3 separate regions of the Mus musculus genome follow, and regions 1 and 3 are each linked to region 2. A link is a contact called in ENCODE POLR2A ChIA-PET data. All regions are on one chromosome and are shown on one strand. The core of a region is the stretch at or near the end of the contact, and the rest is flanking DNA. Distances in the headings are between cores, read along the strand shown.

Region 1 (3,122 bases), core at 398-2,897, 270 kb before region 2:
ACTTTCTTCTCCAAACTTATTCTTCTTTTTATCTGTCTAGGGGAGCGGCATCAAAACCCGCCTACCCTCTAAATCAGAACTTTAGACTTTTTTTTTTTTTTTTTTTTTTTTTGCCTTCTACTTCTGTTCTCCCTCCATATCCAATAGGTAAGTACTTCCTATTTCACTTAGGAAATAAGTTCTTTGTCCACTTAGTCACCAGTGCCCTTTGTTGGAGTTGTCTTTCTTTCCTAGGAAAAGACTAGGCTTCCTTAACTAGACCTTTCTTCCCTTCCTTCTTACTGTCCAGAATAACATAGTCTTAAATACACATGACAATGACTTCTGAACTTCATGTTCAACACTTATTTCCAGTATAAAATCTAAACTCTTGGTCTGGAGAGATGGCTCAGCGGTTAAGAGCACTGACTGCTCTTCCAGAGGTCCTGAGTTCAATTCCCAGCCACCACATAATGGCTTACAACCATCTGTGATGGGAGCCAATGCCTCTTCTGATGTGTCTGAAGACAGCCACAGTGTACTCATACAAATACAATAAATATATACATTAAAAGAAAACAACTAAACTCTTGACCTCATTGACTTTGGGGTCAGATATTTGTGTTTGTACTCCAAGAGCAGCAGTGTGAACTCGTACAGCTAGATTCTCCAAATCTTTGCTTCTCATTTGCCTAAATTTACTGGGAGCCTGGACTGCTGGACTTCAGGAACAGAAATGAACGAGAAGATTCAATTAGGGAAGATATTTAAAATCCCCAAGTGAAAAGATTGCTCTTCCTTAAAATGAACACTACCAAGCACCAACAGTCTCTGTCATTTTCCCTAACCGTGACTTCCTTTCACAGGTACTCGGAGATAAACCTGGAATCCAGACTATTCTGGCCCCTACACGAGCAGTAACCTTGTCATGTAACCTTGAGAAAGTTACTCAGTTTCTGCATGCTCCCCCTACCCTGCCACCGATCAGTAAAATCTGGGAGATCGAACATTGGACTGCTCTTTAGACTTAGCGCTAAGGGAGCTCGGTTGGCATGGTTGGCAATACTTGGTGCATGCTAAAGGTCAATTGCTCTCTACCATCCCCATCACTTAGGACTGTGGGCACCCCACAGTGTGGTTCTCTATTTTGTGGGAGAAAACTGTTCTCTGCATTGCTAGTTAAAGAAACAAAGTCTGGAAACTCCTGTCTTGTGATGGCAGAAAACAAGCGAAACCGGAGTTGCTGGCTCCCAGCTTTTCTGAACCGAGAGTTTGGTCCTTATTTGACGTACGAGGAAATTGAAGAGTGACGTGTCCTCGGGTTTCATGCAAGACACAGTCACGACTCTTTATTGAGAGTAAGGAGCGAGCCCCGGGGTTGCTATGGCCAAGTTGCAAGCGAGAACGTAACACTGGGAAGACAGGAGAAGAGCATTTAGCCATATACAACCGGCTAAGTCCAGTGCAACTTACTTGGGTGAGCAAAGGGAAGCTGTCAAACATGGAGAGACCAAACTGCTGACAAAACCAACTCTTCACCAGGCCGGACCTTCGGGGCCCGCCTTGAAGGGCGGCCTCGAGTAACAAACTGCCGCAGCTCCCCAGTAGGAGCCGGACTCGGCGCAGCTCGAGATGAATGGAAACCAGAATTCGCGCGGCTCAGCTTAAGGGACGGGGCGGGGCTTTGTGAGTCACGTGCCTGGGCCGTAGGCGGGTGCGTGGAGGGAAGTCCGGGTCTGATTGGCTACCCGTCACCAGGTGACCGCGGAGCGCGTTCCGGTTGGCAGGAGCCGGCTAGCGGCCTTCAGTTCGGAGGCGGCGACGGAAGGAGGAGGAGCTCCGGCCGCGCTCTCGGCCCGCAGTGGCTGCGTCTCCCAGCGCTTGTCGGGTCCCCACCCCTTTTAAATAAGCCGGGCTGGTCGCCGCCCTCGCAGACTAGTCCGCTGTGGGGAGGCGGCGGCGGCGAGCCGGCGGGGGTGCGGCCGAGGCCGGAGCCCTGCCCCGGGCTGGGCGGCGGGGCGGGCGGGCGCGCAGCGGGCGCGGCGGCGAGTGCGGGCGGGCGCAGCCCCGCTCTGCCCGGGGCTGCCGGCGCCGACCGCGCCATTGTTGGGGGAGGGGGCGGGCGCGGAGTCCGGGGCGAGCGGAGGCGCAGGCGTCGGCCGAGCGGAGCGGACGCTCCCCATGGGGAACACGCTGACCTGTTGCGTGTCCCCCAATGCCAGCCCCAAGCTGGGCCGGCGCGCGGGGCCGGCAGAGCCCGACTACGAGTCCGAGGTCTACGAGGCGGCGGCCGGGGACGCGGTGGCGGTAGCGCCGGCGCCCGCTGCGGCCGTGGAGCCCGCCGAGTTGGATTTCGGAGCCGGCGAGGGCCACCACCTGCAGCACATCAGTGACCGAGAGATGCCCGAAGGTGAGGAGGCAGCGGGCGCGTCCGGGCCGTGGCGCACCTCTGGCCTCCACCGACTCCCTGGGTCCCGCTGGGAGGCGGCCGCCGCCTCGGGTTCCTTCCTGCCGGGATTATTCCTGGCGCAGGCCTGGACACCGGGAATGAGGGCTGTGGCTCGTGTTCCCACCCCTTATTCTTTCTCGGCCACGTCTGGCCAGTTTCTCTCCCACCCCTACGCCCAGTTCTTCACTCTTCCCATTCTCTCATTCTGACCCGGGACCCTGTACCCGGCACCGCTTCCTCTTTGTACTGCTGTGTACCGTCCAGTGGAACTTAAGACTTCAAGAGACTATAATTGCCCCTTTTCTTAATAAAACTCCCAGGTACCCCTAACCTCAGAATAGCCATCCCATCTCTCTGTCCTTACTTAGGCAGATGGTACGTAAGGTAAGAGCATAATGTTCCTCTTGCTCTGAACGAGTTGAGTAACTGATACTAGAGCAATCTAGATTCAGCATGGTTAAAGATTTCTTATTTACGTTCAAGTAGAGATTGCCACCAAAATGTGTATGGTATTAAGTAGGATTTTGAAAGTAGCCTCAATAATAAAGGTTGCTTTATTACTTTCAGTTATAGTTGGAACACAGAAAGAGGAGACTTCTGTGAAAGATGTTAGTTTCTTTCCAGGCTTCAGAAAAGTACTGCTTCCCCTCCCTAACAAGGAGTAGTTCTGCTTGCTTTAAAATTATCATTTTGG
Region 2 (3,214 bases), core at 367-2,866:
CAAACAAAAACAAACAAACAAACAAACAAAAAAAAGAACTCCCCCCTCCACGCCTTCCCGAACACTTGACAATTATTCATCTGCTTTTCAGTAGTGGAATATTTTAATTTGATATACTCATCAAACACTTATTCTAGGTACTGTTCCAGGGGCTTTAAAAACATCAAGTGGCACATGCCTTTAATTCCAGCAGAGGCAGGTGGATCTCTGTGAATTCAAGACCAGCCTAATCTACATAGCAATTTCCAGGCTAAACAGGGTTACATAGAGAGACTCTCTCAAAAAAAACATACATATTTAATAACTCATTGAATCTTTGATGAGGTGGCTATTATTCCCATTCTACAGATTAGGAAACAGCTAAATTGAGTAAACTTTCCAGGATGACGAAATGAGAAAGTGACCAAACAAGAATTTAAGCTGAAGTAAGCTTTCAGGATCTTGCCAGAACAATAGCATTGTTAAAGTACTTACTATAAAGACAAACACACAAGTTATTGATGTTATTTCTTGGTACATGACATTTACACACTTCGTGTCAATTTAACCTAATACTTGACTCCTAGTGAAGTTAGATTATGTTACCAAGGTAACACATGTATATTGACCTTTTAAAGACCTCATTTTTGCTATGGTATTTCTTTAAGTAAATGAAATAAAAACTACTTGGTGTTTTAAGCAACCACTTATAACGTGTACTATTCTATAATGCTGTATAAGTACAAGTCACAATTTATTATGATTTGTTGAAAATATTTTACAGGAAAAACCCAGAAGTTTCTTTCTAGTTCCATGGATCAAAGAAAAAAAGGGGAGGAACTAAATAACATTTACAATAATATATCTCAATCTTTTTAACCTGTAAAGGCGCCTTGCTTTGCAAACTATACATATAAGCCCAGCCTCTATTTGTCTTCTGAAATCAGAATTTTTTTTCCAGCTTAAGGGCCTGAGGACTCCTTATCTTGTTTTGTTTGTTTTGTTTTTGTTTTCTAGCTTAATAAGCTTTTCATACAAGACCAATCTATCATTAGTCCTGTACTGTCATTTACTATACATTCAAAATGGGCTCAGTCAATAGAAAGAACAAACGTAGCGTTTCTCTGGGGCTAAAAGCTCTACTGGGGTTTGGTTTCTATGATCGCTGGGGAGGGGTTACTAAAAACAACGCAGAAACAGGATCACCTTATTCAACTACTTTCTAATTTGCGTTACTTGATTCACAAAAAATAAACACCAGGTCATGTCTTCCTCCTCACTTAGCCACCCACAAATGAAGTGCTATCCCCAGCGCGAAATACAACAGAAAGCGGTGCGTGGGAAGAACCCCGGCGACCCCGGGGAGCTCCGGGGATGCGTCATCCCGTCCCCCTCCCCGCCCAAGGCCGCCGTGAGGAGGATGCTCACCGCGGCTCTGGTCCCTTCTCCCCTGCGGCCTGCAGCCGACCCCCGGCAGGACCCCGACCCGGGCAGCCCGCCCTCCTCACCGCCAGCGACTGCGCTCCAGCTGCCGACCATCCCGGCCCGGCTCTGTTTACAAGCGGCTTCTCGCGGTCCCACGCCCAAAAGCTTCCCCGCGGCAGCCCGGCAACAGGATCCGATTACACAGAGTTCCAGCCGGTGAGGACCGGTCCCTCCTACGGGAGGAGCAGGCGGTCGGGCGGGGCCTGACCTCCTTATCTTATTGTTTGCTTTACAGCCTTTATCCCAGGCTTGGTCCCTTCCACGTTCTTCCCAAGACCGAGGATGTTTGCAGTTAAAACTGTCACTTGGAACCTACCAGGGCAGGGCCAGCTAGCAGCAGTTGCTAAGAATAAGAGAATTTCTCAGAAATAATGCTTTCCAAACATAGGAATGAACTGCTTGTCATCTTTGGATAGGTGCACGAACTGCTTTTCATCTTTAGTTAGGTTCACGGTTTTAAAGGATGTGGTTGAGGGGAAATGTCTCTAACCTGGCTGTGGATTCCTAGTCTAGCAGCTAGGGCTTAGGGAAGGGCAAGAAGTCACCTCTCCTGAGGTCTGCTGGTAACCAGCCACTTTGCAAAGACGTGCAGTTCCGGTTGGATGAATCTTCCTTTCAGTTTTCAGTCTTAATTTGCCATCACAGCATACTTCTTAGTCGGTTTTTTTTTTTTTTTTTTTTTTCAATTAAGCTTAGTAAGAGAGGGGCGGGGGCGGGGTAGCACACACTTTTAATCCCAGCACTGGCACTGAGGAGGCACAGGCAAGTGAACCTGTGTGAGTTTGAAGCCAACCTGGTCTACACAGAGAGTTCCGGGCCAACCAGAGCTACAGGCTTTGTCTCAAAAGCAAAAGCAAGCCAAGCAGTGGTGTCACAAACCTTTAATCCCAGCACTCAGGAGGCAGAAGCAGGTGGATCTCTGTGAGTCTGAGCCCCTCCACCCTTGTCTACAGAGTGAGTTCCAAAACAAAACAACAACAAAAGCAAACAAAGCACAAACAAACGCGTGTAAGTCAATGACCAGTATCCATATTCTGTTTAAAAATGGAGAGAATTAGGACTCAACAGGATATATAATATTTTTTTTGAAAGTCAAATCTTTAAAAAGTACAGAATCAAATTGTGATTGGTTGAATAGATTTGGCTCCCATAGACTCATGTTTCAATGCTTGGCCATAAGGAATGGCACTATCAGAGGTGTGACCTTATTGGAGTAGGTACATTCTTGTTGGAGGAAGTGACTGCTACTTAAGCCGGCTTTGAGATTGCTGTATACTAAGGTATAGGTATATTAAGCTCTGCCCAGTATGGAATCAGAGCCTCCTCCCAGCTGCCTGAAGTAGACTGTCTCCTTCTGGTTGTCTTGGCATCTAGATGTCGAACTCTTGGGTCTTCCAGCACTTGCCTGTACACTGCAAAGTTCCTGCCATAATAATAATGGACTGAACTTTTGAAGCTGTTAAGCCAGCCCCCAATTAAATGTTTGTCTTTATGAGAGTTGCCTTGGGCCGGGCGTGGTGGCACACACCTTTAATCCCAGTACTTGGGAGACAGAGGCAGGCGGATTTCTGAGTTCGAGGTCAGCATTTCTGAGTTCGAGGTCAGCCTGGTCTACAAAGTGAGTTCCAGGACAGCCAGGGCTATACAGAGAAACCCTGTCTTGAAAAAAACCAAAAAAAAAAAAAAAAAAAAAAAAAAAAAAAGAGTTGCCTTGGTCATGGTATCTCTTCACAGCAATGAAAATTCTGAC
Region 3 (3,173 bases), core at 674-3,173, 340 kb before region 2:
ATCTTTCCAAACCATGAAAAACTGAAACCATGACGTCAGTTTCGGACTCTGACTCTACACATTCTTTGTGTGTTTTTTCAGAAACAAACTTAATGAGCCCAGAGCAGTCAGGCCCACGCTTTCTTTTCAGTCTTCCGGTCCTCACTGGGCAGCTAACTAAGTCATTTCACTTCCCTCAGCTTTGCAAAGTGCAATGTATGTAAGGGGGCAAAGGGAATGCCTGGTGGGCAAGGAGATGCAGGGACCATGAAAAACTGTAAATAATGTAATGGGTGTACTACCATGGATGTGCTGAACCACCCAGTGTTTTTGCAGACTTTACATTGGTGGAGACTATATATGAATCATATCTCAATAAAGCCATCAATTTCCTTTTTAGAATACAGTCTTGCAACTGTGGATGTTTTCAAAGGCCCTGCAGTGCTGACTTACCGCATCCCACACCACTGCAGCAACTCCCAGTTGCCTCCAGTCCTGACGGATCTGGATGGTGTGGTTCGCAAAAGAGAAGGTGGCGAGAGGCTTATGGAATTTCTGGAGCCCTATTGCCGCGCTCTCCTCATAGGGTACCAGGGCCATTTCTTCTGTCTATCTCTGCTGAGACCTGTCATGCAAAAAGAATCCTGAGTGTCACCAGAGTCAGAAGTTGAGTGCTGTATCTTACTTAAGTAACTTGGAAAAGCTGTTGACGTTATTACAAGTTCAAACTAAGAAATAGACTGAGGTGCATCCAATTTCTTCAACAGCTTTTCCTCCGAGACTTGAGGGAAGTGAAAATTGGCTCTGAATTGGTGTCAACTAATAACTCTGAGGAGGAAACGCCTAGAAATCTCTAACTACTGTGGCACCCTACAGGCTCCTGTTACTACTTGGGCATTACATAAAGAACGGTACACGAAGTGACAGTGACGGCCCTGGGCACCTGATCTGTCTGGACCCAGCTCCCACATTTTTGTTTGTTTGGTCCGCCAACCTACATCCTCATGTTCAGCTAGGACAAAGGAGCCAAATGCGTACTTCTGCTAAATCCTAAGGGTTCGCCCTGCCTTTTGACCCTAGAAGGCTCCCTACGGCAGAGTGGATGGAGTCACCCTGGGGGCTGGAGCGGACAATACTGGCGGACAACCCGCGGGACAAAAAGCACGTCCCGCACGACACCCGGGGGCCACAGATGCGCTTCCCTCGCGCCCACGAAAGAGTCCCGGGAACCCAGCATGGTGGGAGCAGGGCTCTGCAGAGACTCCTTTCGGACCCTCGGGTGGAGGCTTGGCGCCCACACAGCCCGCTGGCCACCCTGCAGTGCCTCCACGTAGATACTCACGGTTCCGGGAGGGTACCCGAGCCGCGCAAGCGCACAGCCTTGCCCAGTCGCTGTGCGGAGCTCCTCCTTAAAAGGCTGGATTGGCAGAAGGCGGTGGAAGCTGGTTCCGGGAAGAGAGACGCGGGTTTCCGGTCCCCTTCCCCGGTACCGCCGCTTTCCCCTGGCCCGTGCTGTGTAGTTCCTGTGAGGCCCTACGGTTTTGGGGCGCCAGGGAGGGCGAGTGCACAGGGGCGTGGGGTGCCTTGCATGGGAGAAAGGCCGACCTTAAAGTGGACAGTTAGTCGGCGACGTTGGCGCCCAAGGATGCGTAGCGAAGTAGAGAACTAAACGTAGTCACCGCGTTTGGTGGCAGTGAAGTGGGAGAGAACACTACCGAGCATCCCTAACCACGGCGCGGCTGGGGAGTGGGCGTGCGACGCCCAGGCCGGGTTTTGAGCCCGACCACATGCGCTCGGGCGCTCGCGTCGCTCCACGCCGCCACTCTGCTGGCCGAAATGGACGCCTTTCTAAATCCTGGCCGGCAGCCTCGGCTGCAAACTCCATCCCCGGACCTGGCCACCCAAGGGTCTCCGCGTGCCGGACCCTGCCGAGCCGCGACCGCCCTCGCCTCTCCCGGCCGGCAGGGGGCGCGCCTGACCTCCACATTCCAGCACCAGCTGCGGGAGACTGGGGACAAGTGGCCTGCAGTAAACTGGGGACCAGTAAGAGCCCTTTCCTCAAGTTACTGAGTTTCCTGTTTGGGTCTTTTCTTCCTCCGTTTTTTCTCTTAGTAAGTTTTCTCCTTACTTGCTCCATGGCTTTGTGCTATCTCGGCTTCTCAGCTTCCCCTTTTCCTTTTCTTATTAAAGCTCACGTTTTTGCGCTAGAGAGAGCTAATCCGATTTCATCAGTGAATACGCACAAGTGAAAAGACCACACCACGTTGATATGTAGTTACTAGAAGAAGAAATACCTTTCTTCCGTGTGTTTTCTGTTTTATTTCTTTCTTTTGGGGACCTAAACTAGGCACAGGAAAGTGTAGACTTTGGGTCAGAAAAACATTCAAAAATGTAAATGGGTTGACCTCCCCAGATTCCTGGGATCTAGCTAACCATTCTGTCTCCCTATTCTCCATCTTTCCACTGAAAATGTATACACACACAGGGGAGGATTGCATACATATGTATATGACTTTAAAACTTCCCCCAAGCTCTCCAGCACACTGCCAACAAGAGCATTTGCAACATTACATTTACTTACCGTGTTCCTTTTGCCCCTCCTAGCTCCCAGAGTTGTAATTATTGCCGACTTGCTTAGAAAGGGCACACATCCGCTTAGGAAAATCAACATCTATAGCAGTGTAGACATTAAAGAGAGCACAAACAGAAACCACTGGTGAGCCTCTAAATATCTGAGAAGAAAGACTTGTTTAATCCTTGGGGGAGAGAGTAATGAGCATTTGATAGAGTACATATTTAAGTGCTCAGCCTGCTATATGGCTGTCTTTAATATGCCCAGGGATTTTCCTATCCTTAGTTCATACTTGACCATACAAATTGTTCTTACCATCAGAACGTGGGTGAAAGAGCCCCTCGCAGCTGGGTAGTTGCTCCTTTCTCACTATCCCAGGGCTTTGGTTTGGTTTAGTTTAAAACAGGATCTCTCTTCTCTACATAGCCTTGTCTGCCCAGGAACTCACTATATATGTACCAGGTTGGCTTCAAACTCAGATGCACCTGCCCCAGACTGGCAAGTGCTGAGATTACAGGTTGTGTGTCACCATGCCTAGCCAAGGCTTGTGTCTTAACATCCAGGCTCTCTTTAGCACCAGGTCCCCGGTTGGAGCTTCACAACTGAAACAGGAGTGAGAAAG

Evidence for each region. ChIA-PET counts read pairs that join two places held with the same protein, here RNA polymerase II (POLR2A).
Region 1: POLR2A ChIA-PET joins it to region 2 with 23 read pairs in embryonic stem cell. The contact joins the promoter of 2810408I11Rik here to the promoter of Plekhm3 in region 2. POLR2A ChIA-PET finds 5 or more read pairs at or near these places in 4 of 5 experiments (Patski and embryonic stem cell).
Region 3: POLR2A ChIA-PET joins it to region 2 with 10 read pairs in Patski. The contact joins the promoter of Mettl21a here to the promoter of Plekhm3 in region 2. POLR2A ChIA-PET finds 5 or more read pairs at or near these places in 2 of 5 experiments (Patski and embryonic stem cell).

The regions. Positions count from the first base shown.
Region 1 is chr1:64,689,012-64,692,133 of GRCm38, forward strand. It overlaps 2810408I11Rik (RIKEN cDNA 2810408I11 gene), which reads right to left and starts at 1,648. Exons shown (of 2, transcript NR_038009.1): 1 at 1,453-1,648. It overlaps Ccnyl1 (cyclin Y-like 1), which reads left to right and starts at 2,334. Exons shown (of 10, transcript NM_001097644.1): 1 at 2,334-2,389. The coding sequence starts at 2,380.
Region 2 is chr1:64,955,208-64,958,421 of GRCm38, forward strand. Plekhm3 (pleckstrin homology domain containing, family M, member 3) reads right to left here and starts at 1,617. Exons shown (of 8, transcript NM_001039493.1): 1 at 1,488-1,617. Gm51627 (predicted gene, 51627) reads left to right here and starts at 1,372. Exons shown (of 3, transcript NR_165472.1): 1 at 1,372-1,620.
Region 3 is chr1:64,615,841-64,619,013 of GRCm38, forward strand. Mettl21a (methyltransferase like 21A) reads right to left here and starts at 1,924. Exons shown (of 3, transcript NM_025964.4): 1 at 433-1,924. The coding sequence starts at 579.